Regions from separate parts of the Homo sapiens genome. Here region 2 is linked to region 1. The links are chromatin loops, found by intact Hi-C in ENCODE. Cell type or tissue: PC-9. All regions are shown on one strand.

What was found. Hi-C counts contacts between places; a loop is a spot of excess contacts. Peaks named below come from ENCODE experiments on the same cell type or tissue, not always from the same donor. Only the 100,000 strongest peaks of a DNase experiment are listed, where the experiment ranks them.
Region 2: it touches region 1 in a loop (2.9-fold over the local background); 4 of 110 quality-filtered maps call a loop at or near these places.

Annotation. Positions count from the first base shown.
Region 1 is chr7:17,367,408-17,375,407 of GRCh38, forward strand. It overlaps LINC02888 (long intergenic non-protein coding RNA 2888), which reads left to right and starts at 7,510. Exons shown (of 3, transcript NR_110015.1): 1 at 7,510-7,648. It overlaps LOC105375171 (a long non-coding RNA gene), which reads right to left and starts at 4,439. Exons shown (of 4, transcript XR_927074.3): 1 at 4,310-4,439. RefSeq lists an enhancer at 4,053-5,252. In PC-9, no CTCF peak of the experiment used is centred here; DNase peaks (open chromatin) are centred at 2,824, 4,394 and 4,974; H3K4me3 peaks cover 418 bases; H3K27ac peaks cover 3,538 bases.
Region 2 is chr7:17,440,710-17,448,709 of GRCh38, forward strand. All of the region lies in intron 1 of LINC02888 (long intergenic non-protein coding RNA 2888), which reads left to right. The region is part of intron 4 of LOC105375172 (a long non-coding RNA gene); the gene reads right to left. Among named protein-coding and RNA genes, the nearest start is that of LINC02888, 70 kb to the left of the region's middle. In PC-9, no CTCF peak of the experiment used is centred here; DNase peaks (open chromatin) are centred at 4,162, 7,520 and 7,912; H3K4me3 peaks cover 414 bases; H3K27ac peaks cover 1,470 bases.

The DNA.
Region 1 (8,000 bases):
TCTAAAAATAACTGCCAATTGCTCTCCAAACAGTTTAGATTGTAACAAAGCAAATTCCCAATACAGTGCTTAAAAATTCATCAAGTAGTAATGACTGCTTTATAATTTTTACCGTTGTGATAGAAGAAAGACTGAGATTCTTTTTTTAAACATATTTTACAAATTAAATAATAATAATTACAGTTTCAGAGAGGTGATTTTTTGCCCAAGTTCACAGGAACAGTGAGTGGCAGAGCTGAATCACAATCCTGGGCTATTTGACTCCTAAGTATGTGCTTTTCTTTTCTCCAGTGATTCCCAAGCCAGCAGATCACTGGAAACACACACAGAGCTTTAAAAAACACAGCTTTGCTCCAGCAGAGATCCATCTGCATTTTTTAAGTTCCTTGGTTGACTCAAATATCAGTTCTATCTCTAATTAGATATAAGAAAGTGTTATAAAGTTAACATACTCAGTAAAGCAGGCTGACCGGCTGGAAACTTAACCTGTATGTGTCTCTTCTGTGGGTGCCCTTCATGGAGGGGCAGGAGGAGTGAACCCTGTGGCTCTTTAGCCAGGTATGGAAGAGAAACATTCTCCTTCTAGGAGGTGGAAGGGCTAGTCTTTTCTATGTCTAAGGTCCAAACTCTTCCTAATGGGACAGTGGGAATGGAGTAACCTCACCATGGAGTGAATCCATCAGTGGAGGGCTGCCCTGGCCAGGCAGGAAGCTGAACTTATGTGGGACTGCAATGGCAGTGAACCAGTGTGAGCAGAGCCTGACATGAGGAGCAGCACGGGGTCTGCAGTAGCCACCAGTTTGGACACCAACCCCAGGCCTCCAACCTCACCATCTGCCAGAGGCAAGGCTCAAGCCTTCCAAATTATTGAATGACCAGAGAGAGAAAGTAATCCGGAGTTTCTGCCACTTGATGGTTGGCAGCTGGGCCTAGTTCTAATTTGACTTGGTAAACAAAGAAATGTGGCATTATTCACAACTTTAGATCATAGAGCAGTTTACACTGGCAACCTATACAATAGTAAACATATTTTTCCTATACCCTAGTATAGGAAAATATAATAAGTTCAGTAAGTTTATAGTAAGTAAATATAGTAAGTTTAGTAAATATAGTAAGTTTATAGTAAAAATAACTTTTATTTTTCTACTTTAATTACTCCATCTTTTTCAAAGGAAAAGTAACTTTCAAGGTCCCTCCATTATTTTATAGGAACAGAGGTGTGGTGGAGTCTGTGATTTGGCTTGCAAGTGTGATCTTGCAGTCTCTTGCTCTTTTCTATTTTGCATGTGTTTGTAAATTTTGGGCAACCAAATATTTTATTTAAAATATTAGGTTATATATAATGAAGCATTTTTGTATCCTCACATGTAGTCTAATATCCAAATATGTATGTTTTTCCAGCTTGGAGGTATAATTATTGAGGTATAATTAACAAGCAAAAATTATATATATTTAAAGTGTACAATGTGAGGTTTTGATATATGTGTGCAGTGGGAAATAATTACAGCATTCAAACTAAGGCAGTCTCTTGAATGCACCAAAAAAAGCAAAAGTACTATCTCCCGAAATCACTTGCCAGAGGTAGTTTTTGAAACAAGTTGAACTGTAGATCACATTTTATCTTTGTGAGCTGTCCTATAAGATCCTCCCACACCCAGCCTGTCTATATTCAGACAGTGTTTGCTAGAATGTAGCTGGACAACCTCTACTTCAACACTCGAGTGAGGTGGCCAGGGGCCAGGAGCAGTGGGCATGGCCCAGTACCCCTTGGCACTCCCAGGCAGAGCCCACTTCTGCAGACTGTGCTGGTTCTGAGTAATGGGTTAATTTATACACAATGTTCAGCCAAACATTGAGGCAGAGAATGCCAATGCAAAGAATTGGCCCAAGTGCCAACCAAGGGGCACACCCCTTCAGTAGGCTCAGTTTCGAGGTTGGAGGTGGAATTGCATAAGAATTCAGTTACTGTTTATTAACATAGCTCTGTGCACCTCTGGCATCTACTGGCCAGAGACCCTCTGGTTTTCACATTTACCCTCAGCAGGACAACCCAGACTGTATGGATTGTGTTTACACTGGAAAAAAAAAAAACATGATATTCCCTACAATGTGAGAAAAGAAGTTAGAGATCTTCTCATCTTCGCTCCTTCTTTATAGAAATGACAGTACTGAAGCTTAAGAGGTAAACCAACTTTCCCAATCCAGCATTGCTCGTCATAAACAAATCCCCACATATTTTGATAAGAATAAAATCCATTTTATTTGCAATCTCAAATATTAGGGCTTTATTACCATGGAATGAAGATCATTCCGGTACTTCTTGATCTTGAACATGTGTGGGAATCCCTGAAGAATCTTGTTACAATGCAGACTCTGATTCTGTAGGTCCGGGTAGGGCCTGAGATTCTGCACTGTTAACAAGCTCCCAGGTGGTGACCCAACTACTGGCCTACGCTTTTGAATATTGAGCATTTATAGGCAATGCCTTGCCTAGTGTGGGTGGACTTGAGCCTCCACAAGAAAGTATGTAGGGCTTTCCACTGTGAATACATTTCCTGGTATGGTGAGGAGTTCCCATCAAAGAATTCTTTTGCTATGCCTAAGAATAGCAAAAGAATAGAATTTCATGCAAGTGCTTTCTTCAGAAATAAAGTAAAACTGAGAAGATGGATCATTTAAATGTTTTGTATTTCTGTAAATGCACAAATCATATTTCTAAGTGTCCTTGGCAGAGGAACCTTATCATAGTTAAGAAAGTTTACATCTGCATCTCCCACTCAGTCTGAGCATGCTTTACTTCCTCTTAAGTAATAATCGACATTGCGAAATTGCAGCTAGGCAACTAGCAAAATGTTCACAGGGAACACAACTGCTAGCTTTCGCTCATAACAAGCTCCCTTCCCTAACCCATGTCATTCCCTACATGAGCTTATTCGTGGGTTTCGCAGCCTTGGCACTACTGATGTTTGGGGTCATTGTTGCAGGGGCTGTCCTGTGCACAGAAGGTTGTTTAGCAGCATCTCTGGACTCACCGCACTAGATGCTGGTAGCACTCCACCCCCAGTTGTGACAAACATAAATGTCTCCAAACATTGTCAAATGTCCCCTAGGAGACAAAATTTCCCTTGGTTGAGAATCACTCCTCTACAAAAATAATTTATACTATGTTGGAAAGGACAACTAGCTTAAAACATTGATTTATATAGTTTCAGATTGGAAAGAGAGCTTTACTGCATTTGGGGGTCACACACTGAGACAGAGTCTCACAGTCACCCAGGCAGTGGCACGATCATGGCTCACTGCAGCCTCGACCTTGTTTCTACAAAAAATAAACAGTTAGCTGGATGTGGTGGGGTACTCCTGTAGTCCCAGTTACTCAGGAGGCTGAGGTGGAAAGATCCCTTGGGCCCAGGAGGTCAAGGCTGCAGTGGAGTTGTGATCGTGCCACTGCACTCCTCCAGCCTGGGTGACAGAGGGATACCTAGTCTCAAAAAAAAAAAAAAAAAAAAAGTGTTTCCTATTCTTTACTCATGGCTTCTCAGCCATGTAGCTAAATTCTGGAACAGCTCATGTGTACAGTCAATGACAGTAAGTCCGCTTACAATACACTCCACATCACTTTGAGAGAGAATGTTTTACTAACATTTAACTGACAAAAAGAAGAGAGAAAGAGCAATTAATCAATCAGGTATTTGCCTAAATGCTGAACAAAAGTGATCTACTAAAATAACCACTTGTTCTTAGATCTGTTGTCTTGCTGTTAAGGGAACTCTGAAGTAAAACACATATTAAGTACTTCAAAATTCACTTCTTGTTCACAGATTCTCTAACATTGTTAAGATGTGACAGCCTGAAAACATGTCATGCAGACACTAGTTATTTACTGTACTAATATTAATAACTGGAGGCCCTGGCACAGGGCCAGAGTGAAGGGACCTTTTCTATCCTCTTTTTTACTGAAAGGGAGGAAAAGGCATTCTCTCAGTTCTAAGCTGGAGGTGGCATCCATCACCTGCCAATGAACAAGATCTGCTGCTACGCAGCTGCCAACACCCCTTCCATTCACACTCAGCTGATATTTATTGTACACCTACCATGTGCCAGATACTAATCTAGGCACCGCCACATAATTTATCTATTTTATTTTTACAATAACTCGGTACATTTGGGCACAAATGGAGAATCTAAGGAAAAGGGTTTGGCTAATAATGCCAAGCCTATTTTACAGCCCTTTGCGCTTAAAAAAATTTTTTAAGAGAATTTGAATGGATTTTAAGTATTCATTATGTTCATTACATTCATTACTTACTTCCTTGCTTGATTTCTTTATGCAATAGATGTCCTTGAAGAGTTTGGAAGCAAATTGCAGTTTTGTAAGTTGACTCACTTTTGAAATGTTTTAGTGTGGCTCCATGATATTTATGACTCATGCAGCAAATTTGCCTAAACAAAACAACCTTTAGTAAGATGACTAGCCACTCTATCTGATTTTTAATTCTGAATTTTAACTTAGTGGTTTCCTTATAGATGAACATATATAACATTTTCTCAAGTCATCAATAAAATCTAAGCCAACAGTAGTTTGCATTTTGACAGCAATGAAGTAAACTTAGATACTTGGTGTAGGAATAAATATTAACCCCAATAGTTCAACCAATCAAATGAAATGTACAGCTGTATGTCTTGAATGACGTCAATGTTTGTATTAGTTTCCTATGGCTACTGTGACAAATTACCATAAACTGAATGGTTTAAAACAATGAGAATTTTTTCTCTTATAGTTCTGGAAGTCAGAAATCCAAAATCAGTCTCCCTGGGCTACTGTCAAGGTGCTGGCAGGGCTGGTTCCTTCTGGGACGTGGGAAGAATCTCTTTTCTTGCCTCCATCAGCTTCTCAGGCCATCTGCATTCTGTGGCTCTTGACCTCATTCTCATGTCATCCCAACCTCTTGCCTCTATCTGCTGTGAGTCACTCTGATCTCCTGCCTCCCTCCTATAAAGACTCTTGTGATTACATTGGCCCAACCCAACAACCCAGGATAATCTCTCACCTCAAGATCTGTAACTTAATCACACGTGCAAAGTCTCTTTTACAAAGCAAGGTACCCATATTCACTGGTTCTGAGAATTAGGACTTGGCTGTCTTTAAGAGGCCATTATTCATCCTATGACAACACTGAAACAAAACTCAAACTAAACTTAGTAAAGGATTGGTACAGAGCCAACTAATTACCTAAATCAGTTTAAGTAATTAAGAAATAGACCTGGAAAAAATGCAGCGAGTGATGAATTTTAATCCAATCTGCCAATACAAATCTGGGACTTTCCATTTTTATAAGAAACGCAGCAGTGAGATGAAAATAATCCTTAAAACATCACTGAAAGGCCCTGTAATTATAACCTGCTCCCTGGAAATTAAAGGAAAACTAAAAGAAGTATCCAGAAAACCCCAAACTTGGCTGTACTTATCACAGACATTGGTAAGTAATAATACTATACAACATTCACTTTGGATTATTATCTAGAAAAATTGATTAGCTTGACTGAGGCCATTATTTTTTCCCAGACCCCATTTATAAGCAATGCTATCTATTGATGAAAAGCTGTTTGAAAGCAGAGTGTGGCGTGGATCTCTTCTCCATAAGCAACCTGCTCTGACCACCCTGAATGAGCCTGATTAGATGCATTCTTTGCTAAGCAAAGGGCACTTTGTTTATTTTTTATTTATTTATTTATTTATTTATTTATTTTATTATGTTTTAGCACAACTTGCACAGTAATATTCAAGGAAAAATGTTTGAAACCAAGTGTCTCTGTCTCACTATGGAATGAAGTTAAACAGACATAGTTATGCATCTATACTGCTTTAAGCAGGGGTAACAATAAAATACTTCAGTTAGATTGTAACAGTACATGCACTGCAAAATGCACTACTTATTTATTTATTTATTTGACAGGGTCTCACTCTGTCACCCAGGCTGGAGTGCAGTGGCACCATCTCGGCTCACTGCAACCTCCACCTCCCGGGTTCAAGCGATTCTGATGCCTCAGTCTCCCAGGTAGCGAGGATTACGGGTGCGTGGCAACACGCCTGGCTCATTTTTGTATTTTCAGTAGAGACGGGGTTTTGCCATGTTCCCAGGCTGGTCTTGAACTCCTGGTCTCATGGGATCCGCCCGCCTTGGCCTCCCAAAGTGCTGGGATTACAGGTGTGAGCCGCCGCGCCCAACCGCAAAGTGCACTTTAAATACAGTTGTATTTATCTTCCAACAGGTATAAAAACCATTATAAACTATATAATGAATTGGCTCTACCAGTTTATTCAATAAATATTTAAACAGTTATTAAGATGGTAATTATATACTTTGAAGGAAACGTAATAATGGATTTTATCCTTGAGGCTAAAAAGCACTTGTGGGGCTTTTGGTCTCCTCCTCTTGAGGAAATTTGTGACTGTTTTTAACCACTACAGTTCAGCAGAAATTATGCAAAATAATTGTCCAAAGTAGGGACAGAAAAAACCAAGAAGCTGAAAAGACCATGGATGTCAGGTGGAATAAACATTCACTCCCAGAGCCCCAAGCTGCCAGGTGAAAAGCCTAACTATCCTGAGGCTCAGAAGGTATGAGGAAGAGGCCATGCCGTGTGGAGAGCCCAGGTGTAAGGTGTTAAAGTTGACAGTCTCAGCTGCAGCCAGCCTTCAAGTCATTCCAGCCCAGGCAAGATCTATAAATGAAGAAGCCTCCAGATAATTCCTGCCCAGTACAATCAAGTCAGCTGGAGCTGCTACACTGTGGAGCACAGATAAACCACACCTGCCTTGCGATGTCCAAGTTTCTGACCCATAGAATCTGTGAGCATGATGAAATGGTGGTGTTACCTGCCGCTAGGTTTTGAGATGATTTGTTACATAGCAAAAATAATCAGAAGAGTCTTTCAAGGCTGACCACAAATTAATGTAATGTAATGTCAACGAAACTTTTTGTGTTAACACGGAATTGTGACTGAAGCCACAAAGCTGACAAAGTGAGGTGTTATAAGTGTATCAACTCTCATTAGAGCTGCCCAAAATAGGGCCAGCCAAGAGCAGCAGCACAATGGACCATTGTGCAATCACACCAGCCCCCAATGTATTTGACAGGACACTTATTTTGCAAATCTTCATTTATCGTTAAGTATAAACAGGTGTTTACCTCACCTTCAATGGTCAACAACCTAAGGTGACTTAAAAAAAAATACTGATACCAAGTCCCTCCCCAGATGGATTGAATCAGAGCTACTTAGGGTGGAGCCAAAAGGCTTGTTTTTTAAAGCTTCCCAGGTAATTCTAATATGTGTGTAGTCGGGTATGAGAACGATTGCAAGCAAAAGCAGCTGAGGGACGCTGTCCAAGGAGTAGGCTCAGTAGCACGAACTGCAAATACTTGAGAAGGGAAAAGTTCAGCCTTGTGCTGGAAAGTGGTTTAGCATGCTGGAGCTGGTTTTCTGCTTGGTAGCCCTACAACTTTGGCCCAACTACTTGGCCTCTGGGACTCAGATTCCTCCTCTTTAAAATGGTGCTAATAATAGCACCCACCCTCTGTGAGGAGGATGCTGTGAGGACAAAATGAGATCATCCACATAAGCCGTGAACCCTGTTCCTGGTAAGGTAAGTGCTCAGTAAATGAGCTGCTATTAGTACAAGGTTATGTTGGAAATTTATGATGAAGTACTGCCATATAATGAAGTTCTTTTTAGTTTTTCAAACATTTCATGAATGTACCTTATTTCAGCTATAGTTAGTATCCAAACAACTTTGCTAGATTGATCCACTTTTTATCAGATTTTTCTTGATATCAGGAAAAGCTGTGCTTTGCCTGAGCAACCACTTTTTCATTTTTTATTTTTTCTTAATTTGGATGCAATGAATCTTGCGGTCAATTTGTCTCTTTGCTTTGGCATTAGAAAACTAAACTGACCCAAATCTCATAACTGAATAAAACTGGCTATATTGGTCTCTC
Region 2 (8,000 bases), 73 kb after region 1:
CAAACTTTCCAAAATCTTCCTGTCTTCTGAGCCCTACAGTCTCTAGAAAATTCCAAACTTTCCCACATTTTCCTTTCTTCTCCTGAGCCCTCCAAACTGTTCCAACCTCTGCCTGTTACCCAGTTCCAAAGTCAGTTCCAGATTTTCAGGTAATTTTATAGCAGCACCCCACTCTACCAGTACCAATTTACTGTATTAGTCCATGCTCACACTGCTAATACATACCTGAGACTGGGTAATTTTTAAAGGAAAGAGGTTTAACTGACTCACAGTTCCACTGGGGAAGCCTCATAATCATGGCAGAAAGCAAAGGAGGAGCAAAGTCACGTCTTACATGGCAGCAGGCAAGAACGCATGTGGAGGGGAACTCCCTTTTATAAAATCATCAGATCTCGTGAGATTTATTCACTATTATGAGAACAGCACAGGAAATACCCGCCCCCATGATTTAATTACCTCCCACCAAGTCCCTTCCATGACACGTGGGGATTATTACAATTCAAGGTGAGATTTGGGTGGGGACACAGAGACAAACCATATCAAAGGGTATACAGGAACTTATTCTAGTACAGGATATAATCAGTAGCCTCTGTCTAGAAAAGGAAATGCAAACCAAAAACCTGTGAGTCTCCTTAGATTTAAGTATAAAACAATCTTGTGCGGGAATCTTCTCTAGAATGAAAATGAGACCTGGAACCTGGGAATCAGGCCCCAATTAGGAGAGAGGTTGCTGCCAGGTCACTATGGAGTCATCTATGAGCTATGAATATGCAAAATCATGCAGACTGTTTGGAAAATTGAAGTCATTTTATATACTATCTGTAATTTAAAGAATTACTTCATTGTGCCTGATTTTCTAGAGATGGGATTATTACTTTGTAGGGTGGGTAGAATTTCTATTGTCTTTTTGGAACTACAGACTTAAGATAATACAGCCATCACAGTGGATTTCCTAGACCACAGTTCTCTTAGAGGCAGTGAGTCCCAGAGAGCAAGAAGAGCACATGTCTTGATCTTGGCTGCCTGAGAATCCTATAGAAGCTTATCATCCTTCTCCATTCCAAGACACACACAAAGCCCTATAGGAAATATCAAGATTGTTGTCTTTGGATGGTGACATTTCCTCTTTGGTTTTGTGTTTTTTGTGTTTTGTTTTTTTTTTTTTCTGAAAGGGTGAAAATGATGCCTTACTTTTTATATTAATAAGAACTCATGAAATACATGTATATTGTAAAAAATATAATTTACTACCAATACATCAAGGAAAGTGACCAAAAAGAGTTTTACTCTAGAAATGTTTGAAATGTAAATTGAAGACACTTAGCTAATTTTTTAGTGGTAACTTTGATAAAATAGGCTTAGGCATGGTTCAGACATGTTAAGATATTTTAAGAAATGTGGTTTAAAACATGCAACTTTTATTTTGCCTTCTATTTAATGCTACCTAGGGTTTCATGCTTAACTGCCCCTTCCTAGAGCTATGCTATTTCATAGAAGCCCTCCACTTGAGAATACATCTGATCAAAACCTCCAAACACTTCAGGTTTTCTCTAATTTTAATTTTTTTTTTTTTTTTTTTTTTTGGAGATGGAGTCTTGCTCCGTCACCCAGGCTGGAGTGCAGTGGCTTGATCTCTGCTCACTGCAAGCTTCACCTACTGGGCTCATGCCATTCTCCTGCCTCAGCCTCCCAAGTAGCTGGGACTACAGGCACCCGCCACCATGCCCGGCTAAGTTTTTTGTATTTTTAGTAGAGACAGAGTTTCACCTTGTTAGCCAGGATGGTCTCAATCTCCTGACCTCGTGATCCACCCACCTCAGCCTCCCAAAGTGCTGGGATTACAGGCATGAGCCACTGCGCCCAGCCCCTGTTATCTGTTTCTTCAAAGAAACATTCAACAGCATCATGAATGCTCTTAAATTTTTTCAGTGTATCAGGAAAACAAGGGAAAGCTTATTACAATATGATGCTAAAAATTCAGATTGTAATGTTGACAAAAAAAAGCCTACCATGACCTACAGTAGGCATGAGAAAAGACAAGGAACCAAAAAATCACTTTCTTCTCTTACACTAATCCTTGCAAACAAGTTAACACAGAAACAGCTTTAAGTTTAACAAAAGTAAATGACAAAACAAGCAATTGTAAGGTGTGTGTGTATATATAGGTATATATATCTTGCAATTGCCTGTGTCTATACCTATCTATATATATACATACCTATTCCCCTACATATATAGCCATATATATATTATATATATATATGTATTTTTTTTAACATATTTGGGATTTCAAAAGTTTGGGAGAGTATATATTTTATATATACACACACATACAGAAAATATATATATATAGAATATAATATATTCTAATCCCAAATATTTAAATGCTTTGCCTATCTTGCATGAGCAAAGGGATAAAAATGCCTTCTCTTTGGAGTCCTAGAGACCATGTCTCCAACTTTCATGTCCTGATGGGATGATGTCCTTCCACTCCTGTAAGAACCCTAGCTCTGGCACAACCTCAGCTGTGTATGCTTCCCTCCGTTTCTTTGAAATTTTGGCTTTCACACAGATCCCTGTAAACTTCAAAGGAAAAGGACAATCTTCCTACTTAACCAACTATTTGTCCATCTGTCCATCCTATGCCTGCCTTCTTTCTCCTCTTTGTTTTCCATCAACATGACCATACATTGAACACCTACAATATGCCAAGCGTTGCACTAGGTGTTTACAACATGCAGTCTGTTTTCCATGCTATCATCTTAAATACTCTTATTTAGCCCTCTCTCCTGAGGAGTACTGCCTTTAGTTTCCATGTCATTAGAAGCCTTTCTCTACCTCATCAAGCTCATCATACCCCAGAGTAAGATGGAGGTGAAAGAGTGTGGCATAGTAGAAAGAGCATGAACTCTGAGAGAATTATCCTTAGGCTTAAGCCTTGGCTTCTCTATTTCCTACCCATGTGTCCTTGGATGAGTTATTACTCTCTTTCAGCCTCAGTTTTCTCATCTACTATCTATCTGAGGGTAACAATACTTCAGAGCTGCTAGAGGAATTCAATGAAATAACATGTAAATTTCCTTAAAATATGCCCACAGCATGGGAAGCATTTAATGAATAGTAGCAATTCTAATATCTAAGTGATAGCTGCCAATTCATTAGATATGGGCATGTTCAGAATGGTCCATTGACTTATACTTGCCCCATTATGTATATATGAGGACAATAAAAAGTTGCCCAGTTGATTTTTTATTGCCCTCTTATATGTACATGCATTATGTAGACAGCCTGCTCAATGGGTATTTATTATAATAATGAAGTACACAGTCTAATGTTTCTCTTCATTTGTATAAGCTTTAAGAAAGCCCTGTTTTTTCAGCTTTTTTGGTACATAAATTCATGGCAGTTTGGTTATAATCCCCATCGTTTTGTTTGATTTTCCCTGCATTTCTTAAATTAAGAAATATCCATATATTGAGATTAGCTGTAACTAACTCATGGTGTTCCTTCCTTTTGCCATTTCCTCCCTTTCCATCTTCTTGTAATTTAAACTTTCCACATCCTAGAGTGAGAAATATGAGTCCCCAGTTTTTCCACAGCTTCAATAAGCAGGCTGGAAAATGTTTTAATGGACTGCTAGAACCAATGACTATTAGTGGCTTTCCCCCATCTTCCTGAAGGTTTTCCTGTCCAACCCTTCTCTCCCTTTCATGTCCTCCACATCTTATCAGTTGTAATGAATTGAACCCGTAGTAGCAGCGCTAGAAGAGCTGTTTCTTAGTTTAAATGGTAGTCATACTATTTTGCAACTAAAATTAATTTTATACTCTTTTAATGAATTCTTTATTTTCCTGTTCTGTTTATTTTGAAATGAAAACTCCTAAAATATTTTTCTCTGTACACCTAGTTGTACCCAGAGGAGACAAGAGATCTAGAAATATCCTTAATGCGTACCTGAATATTCTTTCTATCCCAATATGTACCCAGTTTTTAAAACATTTTTCCCATATGTAAGTGTTATTCAAAAGTTTTCCTAGAAAAGTCATATTCTGGGCATGCTATGTTTTTGCTGAAGTGTCTAGGCTTTGTTTTTGTCCTGTCGGGGATATGACTTGTGAGTTTTCCTTTATCTGTGAGAGAAAGTTGACCTTTTGTGCTAATTCCATTTCCTGGTGAGTCAGCCTTCTTTCTTTTGGGCTTGCCTATTGCTCAGTGCCAACTCTTACATTCCACTAATTCAGCACCTGTCCCTTCTTAAACAGGTTGTTCAAACCCCCATGCTAGCCCCATCTTTGACCCAGTGACTTCTTTGGGTGGCCAGTTATTTAATTTTTCAAAGCCTCTGTTTTGACATGTGAAAAAAAATAAAAATAACATTATCCTAGCAGGGCATATTAAATAATGCAAATGAGGGTAGCTACCAATGATAAATTTTACTAGGAAGGAGGTAATGCTGAAATAATGAGAATTTATCTTATCATAAAAATTTAACTTGTGGGCAGCTCCAAATAAGTAGCAATTTCCCTTTTCTTACTATTTTCCTCCAGGAATTTGGGCTGAAATTATTCAGGATCCATTTTCCTTCACGTATTTCCATTTCAAAAATGGTAGAATGGAAAGGAATAGAAGTAAATTTGAAGGATTTTCAAAGCTTACTTAGGAGTTTGGCATGGAGAGGGGAAAGCTGTCACAGCTATTGATGAATTTATTCAGTAACTACTGAGTGCCTACTCAGTGCTGCATCACTGTTTCTATATGGAAAGGAACTATCCCTCTGGGACAGTGTTTCCTTAGTGGGGTTAGCAGTCCAAGGAGCAAAGCATATGTGTGTTTCTATAAGCAATGGAAAAAGGATACTCCAAGAATCCTATATATGTAGCTGTTTGCTGATTCCAAGAGGGCAGCTAAGACTTTTTGGAAATAGGAATAGGAATCAACCTAGCACAATGCTTTGCATGTTGTAGGTGTTCAATATGTGGTCATATTGAGGGAAAAAAAGGAGAAAGAAGACAGGCATAGGATGGACAGATGGACAGATGATTAGTTAAGTAGGAAGATTCTCCCTTAAAGATATGTCTCTACTCTGCCAATCTTTGTTAAAAAAAGAAAAAAAGAAAAGAAGATATTTAAAAGTAGAGAGTTTATATGAAGTCTAATTAGAAGGTCTTGTTACACTCTGAAAGAGTGCCAGAATATCAGAATATGAACCACAAGATCATTATTTTCTTTTTCTTAACTTTTTTTTTTTCGTTTTTGTTTTTCTTTTTCTTTTTCTTTTTTTTTTGAGATGGAGTCTTGCATTGTTGCCCAGGCTGGAGTGCAGTGGTGCAATCTTGGCTCACTGCAACCTCCACCTCCCAGGTTCAAGAAATTCTCCTGCCTCAGCCTCCCTAGTAGCTTGGATTACAGGTGCAACCACCATGCCCAGTTAATTTTTGTATTCTTAGTAGAGATAAGGTTTCACCATGGTGGCCAGGCTGGTCTTGAACTCCTGACCTTAGGCGATCTGCCTACCTTGGCCTCCCAGAGTGCTGAGACTGAATTTTATTGAAAGCCGTTTCTGCATTTATTGAGGTAATCATGTGTTTTTCATCTTTAGTTCTGTTTATGTGATGAATTACATTTATTGATTTGCATATGTTAAACCAACTTTGCATCCCAGAGATGAAGCCTACTTGACTGTTGTGGATTAGCTTTTAGGTATGCTGCTGGATTCGGCTTGCACGTATTTTGTTGAGAATGTTTGCATCAATGTTCAGCAAGGATATTGGCCTGATGTTTTTTTTTGTTGTGTCTCTGCCAAGTTTTGGTATCAAGATAATGCTGGCTTCATAGAATGAGTGGGGGAGGAGTCCTCGCCCTGCAACCGACCCAGTTTTTTTGGAATAGTTTCTGTAGGAATGGTATGAACTCTTCTTTGTACATCTGGTAGAATTTGGCTGTGAATCCATCAGGCTCTGGGCTTTTGTTTTTTGTTTTTTTTTTTTTTTTTTTGGTTGGTTGGTAGGCTATTTATTATTGATTCAATTTTGGAGCTCATTATTGGTCTGTTCAGGAAACCAATTTCTTCCTGGCTCAGTCTTGGGAGGGTGTATATGTCCAGGAATCTGTCCATCTCTTCTAGGTTTTCTAGTTTGTGTGTGGAGAGGTCTCTATAGTAGTTTCTGATGGTTGTTTTCATTTCTGTGGGGTCAGTGATATCTCTTTCATCATTTCTAATTGTCTTAATTTTTTTATTAGTCTATTTAGTGGCCTATCTACTTTAATTTTTTTTTAAAAAACAACTCCTAGATTTGTTGATTTTTTAAATGGTTTGTCTCTGAATTTCCTTCAGTTCAGCTCTGATTTTTGTTATTTCTTGTCTTCTGCTAGCTTTGGGGTTGACTTATCCTTGCTTCTTTAATTCTTTCCATTTAATTTAGGTTGTTAGTTTGAGATCTTTCTAACTTCTTGATGTGGGCATTTAGTGCTATGAATTTCCCTCTCCACACTTTCTTAGCTGTGTCCCAGAGATTCTGGTATGTTGTATCTTTATTTTCATGATATTCAAAGAACTTCTTGATTTCTGCCTTAATTTCATTATTTACCCAAAAGTCATTCAGAAGCATATTGTTTAATTTTCATGTAATTGCATGGTTTTGAGCGATTTTCATAGTCTTGACTTCTATTTTTATTGTACTGTTGTCCGAGAGAGTGTTTGGTATGATTTTGATTCTTTTTACATTTGCCGAGGATTGTTTTATGTTTAATTATGTGGCCAATTTTAGAGTATGTGTCATGTGGTGATGAGAGAGTGTATATTCTGTTACTTTCCAGTGGAGAGTTCTTTAAAGGTCTATCAGATCCATTGGTACAATGTTGAGTTTAGGTTCTAAATATCTATTAATTTTATGCCTTGATGATCTAATATTGTCAGTGGAATGTTAGACTCCCACAGAATAATAGTGGGAGACTTTATGTCTCTTTGTATAGTAGGTCTCTAAGAACTTGCTTTATGAATCTGGGTGCTCCTGTTTGGTGCATATATATTTAGGACAACTATGTCTCTTAGTAGAATTGAACCCTTTACCATTATATACTTTGTCTTTATCTTTGTTAGTTTGAAATCTGTTTTGTCTGAAATTAGAATTGTAACCCCTGCTTTTTGCCGTTTTCCATTTGCTTGGTATGTTTTCCTCCATCCCCTTTATTTTGAGCTTATGAGTGTCATTACACATGAGATGGGTCTCTTGAAGACAGCATACCATTGGATCTTGCTTTTTTATCCAGCTTGCCACTCTGTGCCTCTTAAATTGAGCATTTAACCCACTTACATTCAAGGCCAGTATTGATAAGTGTGGATTTGATCCTGTCTTTGTGCTGTTAATTGGTTATTATGGTGGCTTGTTTGCTTTACAGTGACACTGGTCTGTGTGTCTTTGTATGAGCTGGTAGCAGTCTTTCCTTTCTATATTTAGTGTTATTTTCAAGATCTCTTGTAAGGCAGGTCTGGTGGTAATGAATTCCCCCAACATTTGCTTATCTGGAAAGGATCTTATTTCTTCACTGAGGAAGCTTAGTTTGGCTGGATATGAAATTCTTGAAGATGATGTTTTTCTTTAAGAATGTTGAGTATAGGCCCCCACTCTCTTCTGGGTTGTAGGGTTTTAGCTGAGAGTTGCACTGTCTGATGGGGTTCCCTTTGTAGGTGACCTGCCCTTTCTCTCTAGCTGCCTTTAACATTCTTTTATTTTGACCTTGGAAAATCTGACAATTATGTGTTTTGGGCATGATCTTCTTGTGGAGAATCTTGCAGGAGTTCTATTTCCTGATTTTGACTGTTTGCCTCTCTAGAAGGTTGGGGAAGTTTTCATAGATGATATCCTAAGATATGCTTTTCAACTTGTTTGCTTTCTCCCCATCCCTTATAGGGATGCCAGTGATTCATAGATTTGGCCTCTTTACATAATCCCATACTTCTCAGAGGTTTTGTTTATTCTTTTTCTTTTTTATTTATTTTT